Linked DNA regions of Homo sapiens: region 2 is linked to region 1. A link is a loop called in an ENCODE intact Hi-C map of the cell type or tissue named here. Cell type or tissue: dorsolateral prefrontal cortex. All regions are shown on one strand.

Region 1 (8,000 bases):
AGACGCCTCTAGACTTCTGTGGGGGTAAAGTGAAGGACCCAAAGCGACACAAGTAGTGTCTGTTCACACTTCCACTTTCAAAGCTAACTACTAGCTGTTCAAATATACTCCATACAGCTTTCAGCAAATCAAAGTGTTTACCTCTCCCACACCAAGGGAAGAAAAGATGCAGACTGCCTTTAAAGCACCTGTCAGCAAGGCGAGGGTTTTAAAGATCAGCCTTGAGAATCAAAGCAGCAGCAGAAGTGTCATTACTCCAGTGCTCTCCCTTCCCGTTCGTGGGTCACACAGAGACAGGCACATCCCCAGCGCTTTGCAAACAGAAGCGCTCCCAAAAGTTGGCTAGAGGGTACACTTCGGCAAAGGGATCATCTTCCCCCTGGCTTGCTGGACTCTTGGAAATGCGTCTGAAAGCCCTTGCCATCCCGTCTTGTGCTGATGACAGCATGAGCCCGGTTGCACCTTGCTCAGCAACAAGCTGCGAGATCCTCAGCTTCTCACTCATACCCCACCTTGAGCTGCTGACGGCGGCCTGGAGAACCGTGTGTGGCTGTTCCTGGATGACATCTGCTGTCACTAGCCTTCCCAGAACACCCGCTGCCCAGGGTTCCTGCTGCCTTCCCCGGTGGACAGATTTTGCAGGGAAGACTGAGGAAATGGGAGGGGGAGCTCTGCTCTAAAGCAGAAGGCACAGAAGGTGGGGTTTTTGTTTTATAGGGAGACTGCCCAGTGTGCTGCAAAAGGAAAACCAACAACAGGGAGTGCCCAACTCACCCCCTCTGCATGAGCAAATGCAGATGGACACTGGACTGTGCCGACTGACACCGGGACTCACACTTGCTGGTCAGTGGACGAGAGGTAAAAGCAGGCAGGATTATTACAGGAATAAATCTGCACTTCCAAAGAGGCAGCTCCCATGACTGAGTTACAATGCTTGGAGCCCCCGAGGGCAGAGTGGCACCAGCTGGGAGGTTGACACTGCATCACTGCTTCGGATGCCCTCACAGGCTCTGACTCGCTGCCAGGTGCTGGTGAGGCTGGAAGAACTTCCTTCCTTCCTATGTACAATGCAAACAGTGCCGCTTCCAGTGCTACCCACACGGGTGCAGCCTCACGGGAGAGTTGCGGAGAGAGGGAATGCGTTCAGTTCAGCCAGCGGACGGCCAGGGGTAAGCGGCCCCTAGTGGGTCACATGGCCTATGATGTCTGGAGACCGCAGATCTTCACCCTCTGGAGTCTCATTTGCAGAGTCTCATTTGTCGTCCGGTCACTGTGGCCACCTCACCCTCGTCACCACGGGCCTTTCCTGTGCCGTGCTCACTCTGACACTGAGATGCTGCCAGGCAGTTTTTTTTTTTTAAATCAGTGGAGTAAGTTCTAAGGGAGCCCCATGTGCTTAAGATAAAAACGTAGCTGGTAAAGTGGAGGCAGAGGCTGCTTCTGTGAGGCTGCATATATCTTACAGGACAAAAAGTTTTGTACTTGAAAACCAAATTCTGGGAAATAGCCCTGCAGGTTTTTGGGAAGCGTCTCCCTCCCTGTCGTGAGTTCCACCTGGGCCCTCCGGGAGAACAGGGACAGGAGAAACACAAGCAAAGCAGACAGGCCCGGAATTGGGAGCCTGAGCCCTGCATATTTTGGAAGGGAACCCCTCGAGGGACTAGTCTGGAATAGTAGGCCAAACGGTAGGAAGCTTTGATTACTCTGCTAACTTGGGGGCCCAAGAGTAGGGCTAAAGCATTGTCTGCAGAGAAACAAACAGGGAAATTCAGTAAGAAGGGCCTATTTTAACTTGCAGTTAGCAGGAGAATTTGTCCCCAGATTTTGATCTAGCTTAAAGTCCCTTGATTCCTTCCCCTCTACAAATGGCAATCACGGTTGCCCTAGAGATGCTGACTGACAAGGTCTCCCAAAGGAGGGGCCCTTCTGCCATTTATGGGCCCCTAAGTGCACACGTGGGCTTCCATGCGGATGGAATCATTGGTCCCCACCAGGGAACCTGGACTGTGGGAGCTGCCGCCACCATAGGACCCAAGGGCTTCCAGACCAGGAAGAGGCAAACAGCCTGCCTGGGAACACAGTGCTGGAACTTGGGACTTGGGTTCTGAGCGGGGCTGCTCCCTGGGCTGTTGTCATCACTCTTTCCTTTTTTTTTTTTTTTTTTTTTGAGATAGGGTCTCACTCTGTTTTCCAGGCTAGAGAGCAATAGTGCAATCACACCTTACTGCAGCCTCAGTCTCCTGGGCTCAGGTGATCCTCCCACCTCAGACTCCCGAGTAGCTGGGACCACAGGAGGGCACCACCATACCTGGTTTTAAAACTTTTTGTAGAGATGGGGTCTCACTATGTTGCCCAGGCTGGTTTCAACCTTCTGGGCTCAAGTGATCCTCTCACCTCAGCCTCCCATAGTGCTGGGATTACAGGCATGAGCCACACCTAGCCCAATTTAGTGAATTTTAAGAAGCATTTTAAAAAAATGAAAACTAAAACATAGAGGATATCCGAGGTTCTAAGGTTAAGAATTTCTTTATGAAACCTGCTTGGAACACAGTTGTAAACAAATGGACTGATTTATGATGGAAGGCACGTTTCTTGCTGCAGATCATGGTCTGAAGTTTGAAAGCCACCAGCCTAGAGGGTTCTGAAAACTTCTCCTTCCTAACACAGCTGAAGGAAAAGGGGTGGGTAGGGGCGGAGGCACAGGGACATCTCCAGGTTTGGACTTTTCCAACATGATTTGCAGAAGGCACTTGATTCTGGAAAGTAGACCTTTGGCATTTCGACCCTCACCCACACTCCCACACCCACTCTGCACAGATCGGTGGTGCATCCGAGGCAGGGCTGAGTTAGAACAGGACATCCTAGACTCGGCGGCAGTGACTATTATTCAGAAATGGCACATCAAGGGCCGGCCTGCCCTTCATCCTGCAGGGGTACTTGGGCATGTGGAGGCCCCTTTCTCCCTGGTGTTGCAACTGGAGAGGAGTCGGTTCCTGAAGAACAGATGGGAGAGTGCTGGGGCCAGGTACCCTGGGAGAGAGGAGGGAAATGAAATCCGGCACAGGGGCTGCGGGGATAGGGGCAGTCAGGAGGCGGCAGTGCGGTGCAAGGGCCCCCCCACGCGGCCAGCTGTGGAACTTCCACCACGACTCCCTGTCCTCTCCTGAGCCCGCCCATCACGTGTAGAAGCTCAGATGCTGGGCGCCAGGAGGGCGGCTTCCTGGCTCTGGGCACCGTGGTTCTGTCCTAACGAGGGGCGCTCTCTGGGTGTAAAAACAGATGTTCTGGCTGGGCGCGGTGGCTCACGCCTGTAATCCCAGCACTTTGGGAGGCTGAGGTGGGTAGACTGCCTGAGCTCAGGAGTTCGAGACCAGCCTGGGCAACATGGTGAAACCCTGTCTCTACTAAAATACAAAAATTAGACAGGCATGCTGGCCGGCGCCTGTAGTCGCAGCTACTCGGGAGGCTTAGGCACGAGAATTGCCTGAACCCGGGAGGTGGAGGTTGTAGTGAGCCAAGATCTCGCCACTGGGCTCCAGCCTGGGCGACAGAGACTCTGTCTCAAAAAAAAAAAAAAGAGATGCTCTGTCTGGCCTGGGTTGTTGTTGGTGGCCAGAGTAAGTGGTGTGAACAAGAGCCCCGGCTTGGGAACATGTCTCAGACTGGCATTGAAAATGAAAGCCAGGATTCCTCTAAATCCACCGCCTTGAAGTGTAAACAGTCCAGAGAGAAACCGACTTTGCCATGCTCCCTCACCCAAGAAAGCCCTCTCTCAAAATGCGCTAGAAAGTTTATATCTGCCTGATCCAGAGAGCAAGTGGAAGGTGCGGAGAAGCCAGACAGAAAAATCGACCTTAACCAAGAGTTCCATCTCCCAGCCTTAAGTTGTGGGATACTGAACAAACAAAACTACACATGTCCTGGGAATTTTGCTTTGTGGTGTTTTTAAAAAGAATGTCAGAGCCCTCCTTGGGGGCTTCAGAAAAGCAGGTATTGCTGGCCCATGGCTTCTCAAGATCACAGTCCCCAACCTATGCTCACTGAGAAGATACCCGCTTACTTCCCCAGTCTCAGGCAGAGAGTTCGTGGTGAAGTGATAAGTAGCAGGAGAGGCCAGCAGACAGGAAGCCACGGGGTCACCAAGGGGCAGGGAGAGAAGGCCTGGCTGCGGCCCCGTCACCCGCCAAGCGAGCCCCTGAAAAGGCTGTGGGCAGCCCCCCTGCCAGTGAGGCCTAGCTCCTGTCTGGTGGGAGCAGAGCCGCCTGGATGGCCCAGTGTCACTCGATGCTCCATCTCTCTCCCCGCTAATGAGCTGTCACCTCAGTGGGTGATTTAACTGGATCTTTCCTGGTAAAACAAGAGGGGCTATTGAGAGCGGAAACACCCATCCGGGAGTCCCCTGAGATGGAAATGACCCTCTTAAATTGGGGATCTCTGGAATGTCCTGATTATCTGCACCCAGTGTGCTTCCTGGAGGAAGGCTAGCAGGACAGAGGAGCAGCGGAGGGCAGGGGTCCTCCCTGAGGAAGTTGGGGGAATGAGACCCCACCTCCCCACGCAGAGCAAGTCATCAAATGAGAAATGGAGCTCCAAACAGCACTGAGATTTCTGGGGCTGGGCGCAGTAGCTCACACCTGTAATCCCAGCACTCTGGGAGGCTGAGATGGGAGGATCGCTTGAGCCCAGGAGTTTGAGACCAGCCTGGGCAACATAGCAAGAGCTCATCTCTGCAAATATTTTTTTTAATTAAAAAAGAAAAAAGATTTCTGGAACCCTTTCCACAGTCTAGTCTTTGCCACTGTATTCCTGTTATCAGCCCTCATTCTCTATAAATGGAGTCTGAAGAACAGCAAAGACACAGGGAGGAGCCTGGAATTCCTACTGCACAGCCAGGATGGAGGAGACAGGGATGGCAAGCGGGAGCAGGTGGAGGCAGTGAAGAGGAGGGCCAGAGGCTAGATGTGCAGAGGTTCTAGAAGGAGGGGCAGCTGGGGAAGGAGGGGCTTGACCCCCTCAGGGTCTCAAGACAGTCCCCAATGCCCCTGCTTTGCACGGGGCAATGTACTCCCCTGGGCGCCTCTGCACCCTTCTGTCTACCAATCATGCTCTGAATGTTCCCCGGGAGCCAGTTCAAGGATCACCTCCCCCAGGAAACCTTCCCTGATTAACCTCAGCCCACCACGTCACGTCTCCTCTTGTGAACGCCGGAGTTTGGGCGCCATCCCGTGTTGTGCTGGTTGATATGAATGTGTAACTGCTGGAGGTCTTTTCTTAAGACTTCTCTCCTGGCCTGAATTTGAAGCTTCTCAGGAGCAGACTCCATTTCTTCCTTGTTTCTGCATCTATCCACCAATACACAGAGCTGCCGGTCAAAGGCATCGGGACAAGGCTTGTCCTGCCCTCTCTGGGGCCTGACTGTGGGATAGAAGGTTCTGGAGAGCCAGGGCACGCTGGGCAGGTGGCGGGGCCGAGAAGGGAGGGAAGACACGGGCGAAGGAAAGCACAGGAGCGAAGCGGGCAAGGGGCACAGGCGCCCTCATCCCAGGAAGGCGTCGTAGTCCATGTACCACACCAGCTGGCCGGAGTGCGGCAGGACACCCGAGATGGGCCACTTCTTGGGCTCATGGCCCACCCGGCTCACCAGCGTGGTGATCTCACGCTTCATCCTGCCCATGACCAGGACTGCCACCTTCTTGGCGCGGTTGATGAGAGGCAGGCTAAGGCTCATGCGGCGGTGTGGCTGGGAGGGGCTCGTGGTCAGCACGACCAGCTGCTCGCCATCCAGGCCAGTGGGTGACTGTGGGAAGAGGGAGGCTGTGTGCCCGTCGGCACCCATGCCCAGCAGCACCAGGTCGAAGCTGCTGTTGGCCACCAGGGCTGAGATCTCCCTGGCATAGATCTGGGCGCCCTGGTCCTCCTCGGCGCAGAGCCGCTGCTGCAGGTGCACAGGCATGGGGTGGATGTTGTAGTAGGGGATCCGGACGTGCTGCAGCAGGTGGGCCTGCAGGCCCTGGAAGTTGGACTCCGGGTCTGAGAGTGGGACGCAGCGCTCGTCAACCAGCCACAGGTGCGTGTGGGCCCAGGGGAAGCCATAGTGCGCCGTGGCCAGCTGCTGGAACAGGGCCACGGGGCTCGAGCCCCCCGACAGTGCCAGGTGGAACTGGCCAAAGCGCCGCACGGCTCGCACAGCGGTGGCCTCGATGTCATTAGCCAGCTTAGAGATCAGCTCCTCGGACCAGGCGGAGACCAGCGGGCTCTCTCGGTACTTGGCCCTGAGGACCTGGAAGTCACTGGGCATTGGGGCCGGCCCTGGCCCTGGCACCAGCTGCTCCGGCTGCTGCTGGGAAAAGAACAACCGGCCGCTACTGAACTCAAAGTCCAACAGACGGCCATTCTCAGCTCCTCCAGGGTAGAGGCGTGGGGCCTTATGGGCCAGGCTCTCCAGCAGAGGGGTCCAGAAGTTCCAGGAGGCCAGCAAGTTCTCTGTGGTGATGAAGAAATTCTTCCGGCCATGGAAGATATGGGATAAGAGGACGGAGTGGGCGTCCCGCTCCCGCACAGGGCTGTAGGCGTAGTAATCGGACAGAGGGCTGCCGAAAAGGCGGAGCCCAGGTGGTCCCTCCATTTCCTTCCAGCTGGAGGGCAGGGAGGGCCTGAACAGGTTCCTGCTGACCAGCACGGCAGGGCTGCCCAGGTCGCCATGGCCGATGTGGAAGACGAGCTGCCGGGGCAGGCACTGGCTCTGCGCCGCGGCCCAGTGCTTTTCGCTCTGCACACAGCAGGCCTGGTTCTTGAACAAGATCCGAGCGTAGCCCACTCTCTCGTCCAAGGCTTTGCCAGACATCAGGATGAAAGGCACGCCCTCCCAGCGAAGGTTGTCAATGTGCACTAGGACGGCTGGGGTGAGGGAACAGCAGAGGGTGACTCTCTGGCACAGACCAGGACTCTCCGGCCAGCCCTCTCCTCTCCTTGCCGGCTCCTCTGGGCGTCCCCCTGCCTCAGGGAAGCCCCTCGCCTTGCCATGCTCACCCCTCGCCTGGCATCTCTTCCATGACCTTCTCTTCCCAGTCCATGCTTGAAAACCGGCCTCTGGGGCTATCTCTATGGCTTTGACACCTGCCTTCATTGAGGCCCCTCTTAGAGTTATGGTCCCCCAGGAAAGGAGAACCGGGCTGAGAGCATCCAACCTGGAGACTCTAAAGGACGCCCCACAGTGGGGGCAAGTGGGGTGGGGGACCCTGACTCTTAGGTATTTGAGGGGTCAGGGGGTCCTACAGAGAAACGTGCTTCCCTCCTGCTTGTGAAGCATTCAGGATGCACCCGACGCAGGGTCAGAGGTGCGGGGTGAGGAGAGAGTCACCAAGCAGAGGCCCGTGGGTGGGGTGTTGGCAAGGAGGGACAAGGCCTGGTGGCAAGAGCCAGGGGCTGACAGTATTCCATGCCCAAGTTCCAAGCCTGGTTCATTCTGACGACTTCACCGAGCCTTACGTTTCCTCACCTGTAAAACGGGGCTAATGGCCCCTGCCTCGTGGTTGGTGCGTGAGGCTTGTATGAGAGGCATCTATAAAGCACCTGGCATACGGCGCGTGCTCAACAGGCAGCTGTGGCTCTTACTGCCTGGCTGCTACCTGGTGAGGAGCCAGCCTCTCCCAGAAAGCCCTGGGTCTCTGGAACTGCCCAGAGGACAGCCCTGGCATGGCACTTGGCCGCTGGAAGTGTCTCCAGCTGTGGCCAGGCAAAAGGCTTGCGGCCTCACTGGGGAGACCCTATGAGGCAGGAACCAGGTCTGTCTGAGCCTCGCACGACAAACCCTTGGGAAGCATCTGGGACTGAACTGGGGCTGACACGAGGCCATGGCCATTGGGATGTCCTTCGCCCTGAGGGCACCACCAGCTGGCCTGCCACTTTAGGCTGGTAGGAGGCCAGGGAGACAGGGGAATGCCATCCTTGCCTCCGAGCACCCTGGGGGAAATCCCACCTCAAGTCCCCTCCACTCCACC
Region 2 (8,000 bases), 220 kb before region 1:
AGCCATTAGGGAAAAATTCTAGAATTTCACTTTTAAAAACCCATTTGTGAGGATAAAGTATTTATTTATTTATTAAGATGGCGTCTCACTCTGTTGCCCAGGCTGGAATGCAGTGGTGCGATCTTGGCTCACTGCAACCTCCGCCTCCCAGGTTCAAGTGGTTCTCCTGCCTCAGCCTTCTGAGTAGCTGGCATTAAAGGCGTCCACCACCACACCTGGCTAATTTTTGTATTTTTAGTAAAGATGGAGTTTCACCATGTTGGTCAGGCTGGTCTCAAACTGCTGACCTCATGATGTGCCTGCTTTGGCCTCCCAAAGTGTTGGGATTACAGGCATGAGCCACTTCACCTGGTCGAGGATATTTATTAATAACTTCTTTTTTTTTTTTTTGATGGAGTCTTGCTCTGTGCAGTGGCATGATCTTGGCTCACTGCAACCTCTGCCTCCCGGGTTCAAGTGATTTCCAGCTAATTTTTGTATTTTTAGTACAGACAGGATTTCACCATGTTGGTCAGGCTGGTCTTGAACTCCTGACCTCAAGTGATCTGCCCACCTCGGCCTCCCAAACTGCTAGGATTACAGGCGTGAGCCGCCGCACCTGCCCAATAACATATTTTTGTATTATTTTCTGGTATTATTCTCCAATGGCTGATGACATCTTTCATGTAAATGGGCCCCTGGCCGTAGGCCAGCTAATAGCCACCCCTGTGTCCTCCTTTGAGGGAGCCCTGAAGTCCTCCTTTCTCCCCAGGTCTTCCTTGTTAGTAAGGCATGAATCCCAGGACATACTGAGTGTGACTGGATTCTGGAGGCAACTGGCCAACAGGTGAAGGTGAGCTGACCCGCAGCTGGGCGGTGGCCACAGCCACAGCAGGAAGAGCAGCCTGGGAACCATGATGGGAGTGAACTGAGAACTGGAAGAAATTGTGTGTCTGTGTTTGTGATTTTTTTTTTTTTTTGACATGGAGTTTTGCTCTGTCGCTCAGGCTGGAATGCAGTGGTGTGATCTCAGCTCACTGCAACTTCCGCCTTCTAGGTTCAAGCGATTCTCCTGCCTCAGCCTCCTGAGTTGCTGGGATTACAGGTGCGTGCCACTACGCCTGGCTAAATTTTGTATTTTTAGTAGAGATGGGATTTCACTATGTTGGCCAGGCTGGTCTTGAACTCCAGACCTAAAGTGATCCACCCGCCTCGGCTTCCCAAATATGTTTGTGATTTTAGTCTGGACCTGCACAGGCTGTGAAATCAGGGCATTTGAGCCATGTTTGTCTAAATTTCAAAGGGCTGTGTTGGCCCAAAGTGACATCTGAGTTGGTCACAATATACAATATTGAATTTTTTTTTTTTTTGAGACGGAGTTTTGCTCTTGTTGCCCAGGCTGGAGTGCAATGGTGCGATCTTGGCTCACTGCAACCTCTGCCTCCCGGGTTCAAGTGATTCTTCTGCCTCAGCCTCCAGAGTAGCTGGAATTACAGGTGTGCACCACCATGCCCGGCTAATTTTTGTATTTTTAGTAGAGACAGGGTTTCACCATGTTGGCCAGGCTGGTCTCGAACTCCTGACCTCCTGATCTGCCCTCCTCGGCCTCCCAAAGTGCTGAGATTATAGGTGTGAGCCTCTGCGCCCAGCCAATATTGAAGTTTAATGTCATTGATGTCCCCTTGGAAACCAGGGTGCCACCAGGAAACTGGCTCTGTGGCAGGTGATCAGGGCTGGAGGATGGCTGACTTTTTTTTTTTTTTTTTGAGACAGAGTCTTGCTCTGTTGCCCAGGCTGGAGTGCAGTGGCGCAATCTCGGCTCACTGCAAGCTCTGCCTCCCGGGTTCACGCCATTCTCCTGCCTCAGCCTCCTGAGTTGTTGGGACTACAGGCGCCCGCCAGTGCCTCAGGTACATTTTCTACTTAAAAAATGGTTTTTCTATAATAAAAGCGATAGAACCTCAGAGAGCTGGGGAAACTGGGACAGAAAGACGAATAAAGCCCTTATAGCTCCGACTACAGAATTCGCTGACTCAGTTCATTAACACATGACCCTGTTCATGAACACAACTGCAATCCTAGGCCATGTGCCAATCTAAATTATGTGTTAACATAGAAAAGCCAGTTTTTTCAACAAATGAATTGCAAGTTAAAAAAAAAAAAAGGTAAACACAGAACCTAAAGATAAAAAGATTTAAATGGAAGATCAACCAATCTCAGTGGATCCTGATTCAAACTAACTTTAAAAAAAGAACAGCTGGGCGCAGTGGTTCACGCTGGTAATCCCAGCACTTTGGAAGGCCAAGGCAAGAGGATCTCTTGAGGGTAGGAGTTCAAAACCAGCCTGGGCAACACAGTGAGGCCCTACAAAAATTTTTTTAAAAGAACATTTTTGTCATTGATAAGACTGTTGATAATATGACACTGATAAGTGAGCGGTGTTGAAAAATTTATTTTAGGTGTGTATAATAACATTGTGGTGATGTTTAAGATACCTTATCTTTTATGCATGCACAAGTATTTACAGACGGAATAATATGTTATCTGGGATTGGCTTTAACATAGCACAGTTGGGGGTAGTGCATGCAGGTGAATATGAAATGAGAATGAGATTGGTCAAGGGCTTTTTTTTTTTTTTTTTTGAGATGGAGTCTTGCTCTGTCGCCCAGGCTGGAGTGCAGTGGCGTGATCTCGGCTCACTGCATCCTCTGCCTCTGGGATTTAAGCGATTCTCCTGCCTCAGCCTCCTGAGTAGCTGGGATTACAGGCGCCCGCCACCACGCCCGGCTAATTTTTTGTATTTTTAGTAGAGACGAGGTTTCGCCATGTTGGCCGGGCTGGTCTCGAACTCCTGACCTCAAGTGATCCACCCACCTCTGCCTCCCAAAGTGCTGGGATTACAGGCGTGAGCCACTGTGCCCGGACGAGTGTTGTTAATTGTTTGTGAGATTATTCTGTTTTTTAATGTTTGAAACTCTCCATAATATAATGTTCTTAACAATTAGAAAAGAGATTTTGCAGGGGCTGGGACTGACCTTATTTGAGTGTGAAGGGACCCACGTTATGAGAGGCACGCAGTGGGCTGGGAGAAAGTGCTGGACAAGTCACACTTGGTCCAGCTGCCAGCTGCCTCCAGATGCGGCTTTCTATGGCTCAGTGTCCGCCAGGGGGAGCCCGAGACCAAGCTAACCCACCCAGGACCGAGAAGCTGGGCAAGGGCTGAACCTGGGTGACCGGCTCTGAGATCTGCTGAGATTGCAAACGCCTTGGTGGGGGAAACTTTACACACAAACCTGAGACGTGCATGAGGCGAAGGCGAGGGCCAACTTTTGGGCCTCCCAAAGTTCTGTGATTACAGGCATGAGCCACCACACCCAGCCTTATTTTATTTTTTCAGATGGGGTCTTTCTCTGCTGCCCAGGCTGGAGTGCAGTGGCACGATCATAGCTCACTGCAGCCTTGAACTCCTGGCATCAAGTGATCTTCCTGTCTCACCTCCCAAAATGCTGTGGTTACAGGCATGAACCACCGTGCCCAGCCGTGAGCAGACTTTGTTCCCTCCCATGCTGAAGCTGAGAGTATGATGGGGGCCCCTGGGCCTCCTGCCCTTTCCCTTGGCGAGCTTGGTCGAAAACACGGAAGTTGCAGATTGCTACGACAGTCTCTAGACTGCCTGATGAAACTGGCTCCTCGGAAAGCAGACTCTGAAGAGTTGGCTTCCACAGCACGGGTTCACATCCCACAATACACACATGTGTGCTGCCCATGTGCATGCCCCGGGAATCAGATCAGGGTGACGAGCCATTACAGTTCACACAGGCCTAACCCCCCACCTCAAAACATTGCTATGGGGACAGTAAAATGGATTGCATGGCCCATGGATTGGCAGTTCCTCAGAAAGCTGGACATGGAGTTACCATATGACCCAGAAATTCCACTTCTAGGTATATACCCAAGAGAATTGAGAACTATGTTGGCACAAAAACTTGCAGCTAGCAGCATTATTCATAATAGCCCCCAAGTGGAAACAACTCAAATATTCATCAACAAATAAATAAATGAAATGTGTAGATTTCTTTTCTTTTTTTTTTTTTGAGACGGAGTTTCGATCTTGTTGCCCAGGATAAAGTGCAATGGTGTGATTTCAGCTCACTGCCTCCCAGGTTCAAGTGATTCTCTTGCCACAGCGTCTCGGGTAGCTGGGATTACAGGTGTGCACCACCAGGTCCGACTAAGTTTTGTATTTTTAGTAGAGACGGGGTTTCACCATGTTGGTCAGGCTGGTCTTGAACTCCTGACCTCAGGTGATCTGCTCATCTTGGGCCTCCCAAAGTGCTGGGATTACAGGCGTGAGCCAACATGCCTGGTCTAGAATGTGTAGATTTTTAAAAACACACACAGTGAAATACTGTTCAGGCCGGGCGTGGTGGCTCATGCCTGTAATCCCGGCACTTTGGGAAGCCAAGGCACGTGGATCACTTAAGGTCAGGAGTTTGAGACCAGCCTGGCTAACATGGTAAAACCCCATCTCTACTAAAAATAAAAATTAGCCAGACATGATGGCGTGCACCTGTAGTCCCAGCTACTCAGAAGGCTGAGGCAGGAGAATTGCTTGAACCCAGGAGGCAGAGATTGCAATGAGCTGAGATTGTGTGCCACTGCACTCCAGCCTGGGGGACAGAGCGAGACTCTGTTGCAAAAAAAAAAAAAAAAAAAAAAAAAAGAAAAGAAAAGAAGAGAAAAAAATACTATTCACCTATAAAAAGGAATGAAATACTGATACATAGATGAACCTTGAAAACATGATGCTAACCAGACACAAAAGGCCACATATCGTATGATTCCATTGATATGAAATATTCTGAGCAGGCGAATTGGTAAAGACAGAAAATAGATGCGTGGTTGCCCAGGGCTGGGGAGGTGGGGATGGGGAATGACTGTTGTACGGGGTCTCTTTTCAGTGTGATGAGAGTGTTCTGCGATTACACAGTAGCGATGATGACACCGCATTGAGAATATGCTAAAAACCAGCGAATTACGCACTTTAGAATATGGTAAAAATGGTGAGGGTTTGAAAAAATAGACTGAAATGCAGGAGCCGCCATTCGGCCAGGGAGGTGGGTAGGACGTCTGAGGATTCCTTCTAGAACCATGGTGAGGGGCAGGCCTTGAAACCTCCTCTGGGTAGCCGCTTGCCCTCACTGCTCCCCTGAAATCAGCCCTGTCCAGCTCGCCAGTGACCCTGCCTCAGCCCTGGTCTTCCTCGACTAGCAAACAAATGCCTCTTCTTCTTCTCCTTCTTCTCCTTCTCCTTCTTTTTCCTTTAAATTGAGACAGAGTTTTGCTCTTGTTGCCCAGGCTGGAGTGCAGTGGTGCAATCTTGGCTCACTGCAACCTCCGCCTCCTAGGCTCAGGCGATTCTCCTGCCTCAGCCTCCCAAGTAGCTGGGATTATAGGCGCACGTCACCACACCTAACTGATTTTTGTATTTTTAGCAGAGATGGGATTTCGCCATGTTGGCCAGGCTGGTCTCGAACTCTTGACCTCAAGTGATCTGCCTGCCTCGGCCTTCCAAAGTGCTGAGATTACAGGTGTGAGCCACCGCGCCCAGCCTTCCTATTCTTCTGCACGTCCTTCCTGTCTTCTGGGACCACAGCACTCTGGATCCTCCTCCTGCCTCCCTGACTGCTCCTTCTCAGTCTGCTGCTGGCTTACTGATGCTCACATGTCCTTAGATTGCTTCTCTGCTGGTCAGCTCACTCCCAGGTGCTCTCAGCAGGTCTCAGGCTGTTAAGTAACACCCAGTCATCAGTCCAGCCCCAAGTGTCCCCTTACTGCAGACTCCATGCCCAGCTGGCTCCTCAGCCTCTCCACAGAAGGCCCACTGAGAAGCTCATACCTAACTTCTGCAAGGCCACTTCCGTTTGCCTGGTGGAAACTTGCTCCTCCCAGACTTCCCTATCCTTGCTCCTGGCAGCCCCATCCTTCCTTTTGCTCAGGCCAGCAATATTGGTGTCACTTAAAAATGGTAGGGCCAGGTGCGGTGTCTCATGCCTGTAATCCCAGCACTTTGGGAGGCTGAGACGGGCGGATCACGAGGTCAGGAGTTCAAGACCAGCCTGGCCAACATGGTGAAACCCTGTCTCTAAAAAAATACCAAAAAAATTAGCTGGGGGCATTGGTGCATGCCTGTAGTTCCAGCTACTTGGGAGGTTGAGGCAGGAGAATTGCTTGAACCCGGGAAGTGGAGGTTGCAGTGAGCCAAGATTGCACCACTGCACTCCAGCCTGGGTAACAGAGTGAGAATCCGTCTCAACAAAAAAAAAAAAAAAAAGAAAAGAAAAAAAGATGGTTAAGGTGGCTGGGTGTGGTGGCCCATGTCTGTAATCCCAGCACTTTGGGAGGCTGAGGCTGGAAGATCACTTGAGCCCAGGAATTCGAGGCCAGCCTGGGCCACATGGTAAAACCCATCTCTACAAAAAATAAAAAAAACCTTTTTTTTGAGACGGAGTCTCGCTTTGTCCCCCATGCTGGAGTGCAGTGGCGCGATCTCAGCTCACTGCAATCTCTGCCTCCTGGGTTCAAGCAATTCTCCTGCCTCAGCCTCTTGAGTAGCTGGGACTGTGTGGTGGCGTGCACCTGTGGTCCCAGCTACCCGGGGGAGCCGAAGTGGGAGAATCGCTTGAGCCCAGGAGGTGGAGGCTGCAGTGAGCTGTAATTGCACCATTGCACTCCTGCCTGGGTAACAGAGTGAGACCCTGTCTCAAAAAGAAGAAACAAAAAGGAAAAATAAAAGGAAAATATAAACCTAGATTTTTTTTTTTTTTTTTATGGAATGAGATAATGTGGTAAAGCTCCCCGGCAGTGCTTGGCACATGGGAGATGCTACACTGACTTTTTTTTTTTTTTTTGAGACAGAGCCTCGCTCTGTCACCCAGGCTGGAGTGCAGTGACGCTATCTTGGCACACCGCAACTTCTGCCTCCAGGGTTCAAGCAATTCTCCTGCCTCAGCCTCCCGAGTAGCTGGGACTACAGGTGCTCACCATCACACCTGGCTAGTTTTTGTATTATTTGTAGAAATGGGGTTTCACTGTGTTGGCCAGGCTGGTCTTGAACTCCTGACCTTGGGTGATCCTCCCATTTCAGCCTCTCAAAGTGCTGGGATTACAGGCGTGGGCCACCGTGCCTGGCCTCCACTGACATTTACAGGAGGCCTAGGATGCTGGAGTGACCGGAGGAGGTGGTGGGAATGGACTCAGGGCTCCAAGATTCCCCACTGGGCTCCTGGCTCTGCTCTCAGATGGAATGTTCTTGGGGCAGAAACAGAGACATAACAGGCAGCAGTCTCCTCTTGCGGCTTGACAGAGAAGATCCGGAGAGGGCAGAAACGCGGGCCAGAAAGAGGGGAGAAAATTCAGGCTGGATTCAGGCTCAGACTGAACAGAAACCCACGAGTATTGCAAACATTCTCCATCTGGCCACAGCCGCGTCTGTAATCAGGCTGATGAGAAGTACTCGCACCAAAAAGCAACCCTGGAAAAAAGAGGATGCTTCTTATCGGGGGCCTTCCCTTTCTTTCGGGTCTTTCCGTATGGAATTCAATGATGACTTTGGAGGAAAGTTTGAGGAGAAAAGGCAATAAAAGTGATGGAGAGGTTGTAGGGCCTAATTATGGGGAGAGATGAAATGACAGCTTGGCTGTGGCACAGTCCTGGGGGAGACGTGGCCTCATGCTGGCTGATGTTAAGGGTCCAGATGGAAGGAGAAGTTGGGGAGAGTCTGGGAGGATGTGAGGAGGAGGAATGAAGTGCTGTTATGAAAAGGAAGTGATAGGCTGAGGTTCAAGAGGATTTCTGGGCCAAAAACCCATTGAGGAGAATAATGGTCTCCCAAGGGCCCTGGAAACACTCCATTGCTTGATATAGTCAACATTTTACAAGATCAAGTCTCAGGATCTGTTCTGTCGGGAGTGACCACCTCTTCCCCAACTTGGATGTTTCATCTCCAGGCTCTCTGCCTC

What was found. Peaks named below come from ENCODE experiments on the same cell type or tissue, not always from the same donor. Only the 100,000 strongest peaks of a DNase experiment are listed, where the experiment ranks them.
Region 2: it touches region 1 in a loop (7-fold over the local background); 67 of 110 quality-filtered maps call a loop at or near these places.

What each region holds. Positions count from the first base shown.
Region 1 is chr1:9,262,406-9,270,405 of GRCh38, reverse strand. It overlaps H6PD (hexose-6-phosphate dehydrogenase/glucose 1-dehydrogenase), which reads right to left. Exons shown (of 5, transcript NM_004285.4): 5 at 1-6,897. The coding sequence ends at 5,537. Among named protein-coding and RNA genes, the nearest start is that of SPSB1, 26 kb to the left of the region's middle. In dorsolateral prefrontal cortex, CTCF peaks have their summits at 2,907 and 3,114; a DNase peak (open chromatin) is centred at 3,125; H3K27ac peaks cover 681 bases.
Region 2 is chr1:9,486,393-9,494,392 of GRCh38, reverse strand. No RefSeq gene overlaps it. Among named protein-coding and RNA genes, the nearest start is that of SLC25A33, 49 kb to the left of the region's middle. In dorsolateral prefrontal cortex, CTCF peaks have their summits at 2,932 and 3,134 (motif pointing right); a DNase peak (open chromatin) is centred at 3,152.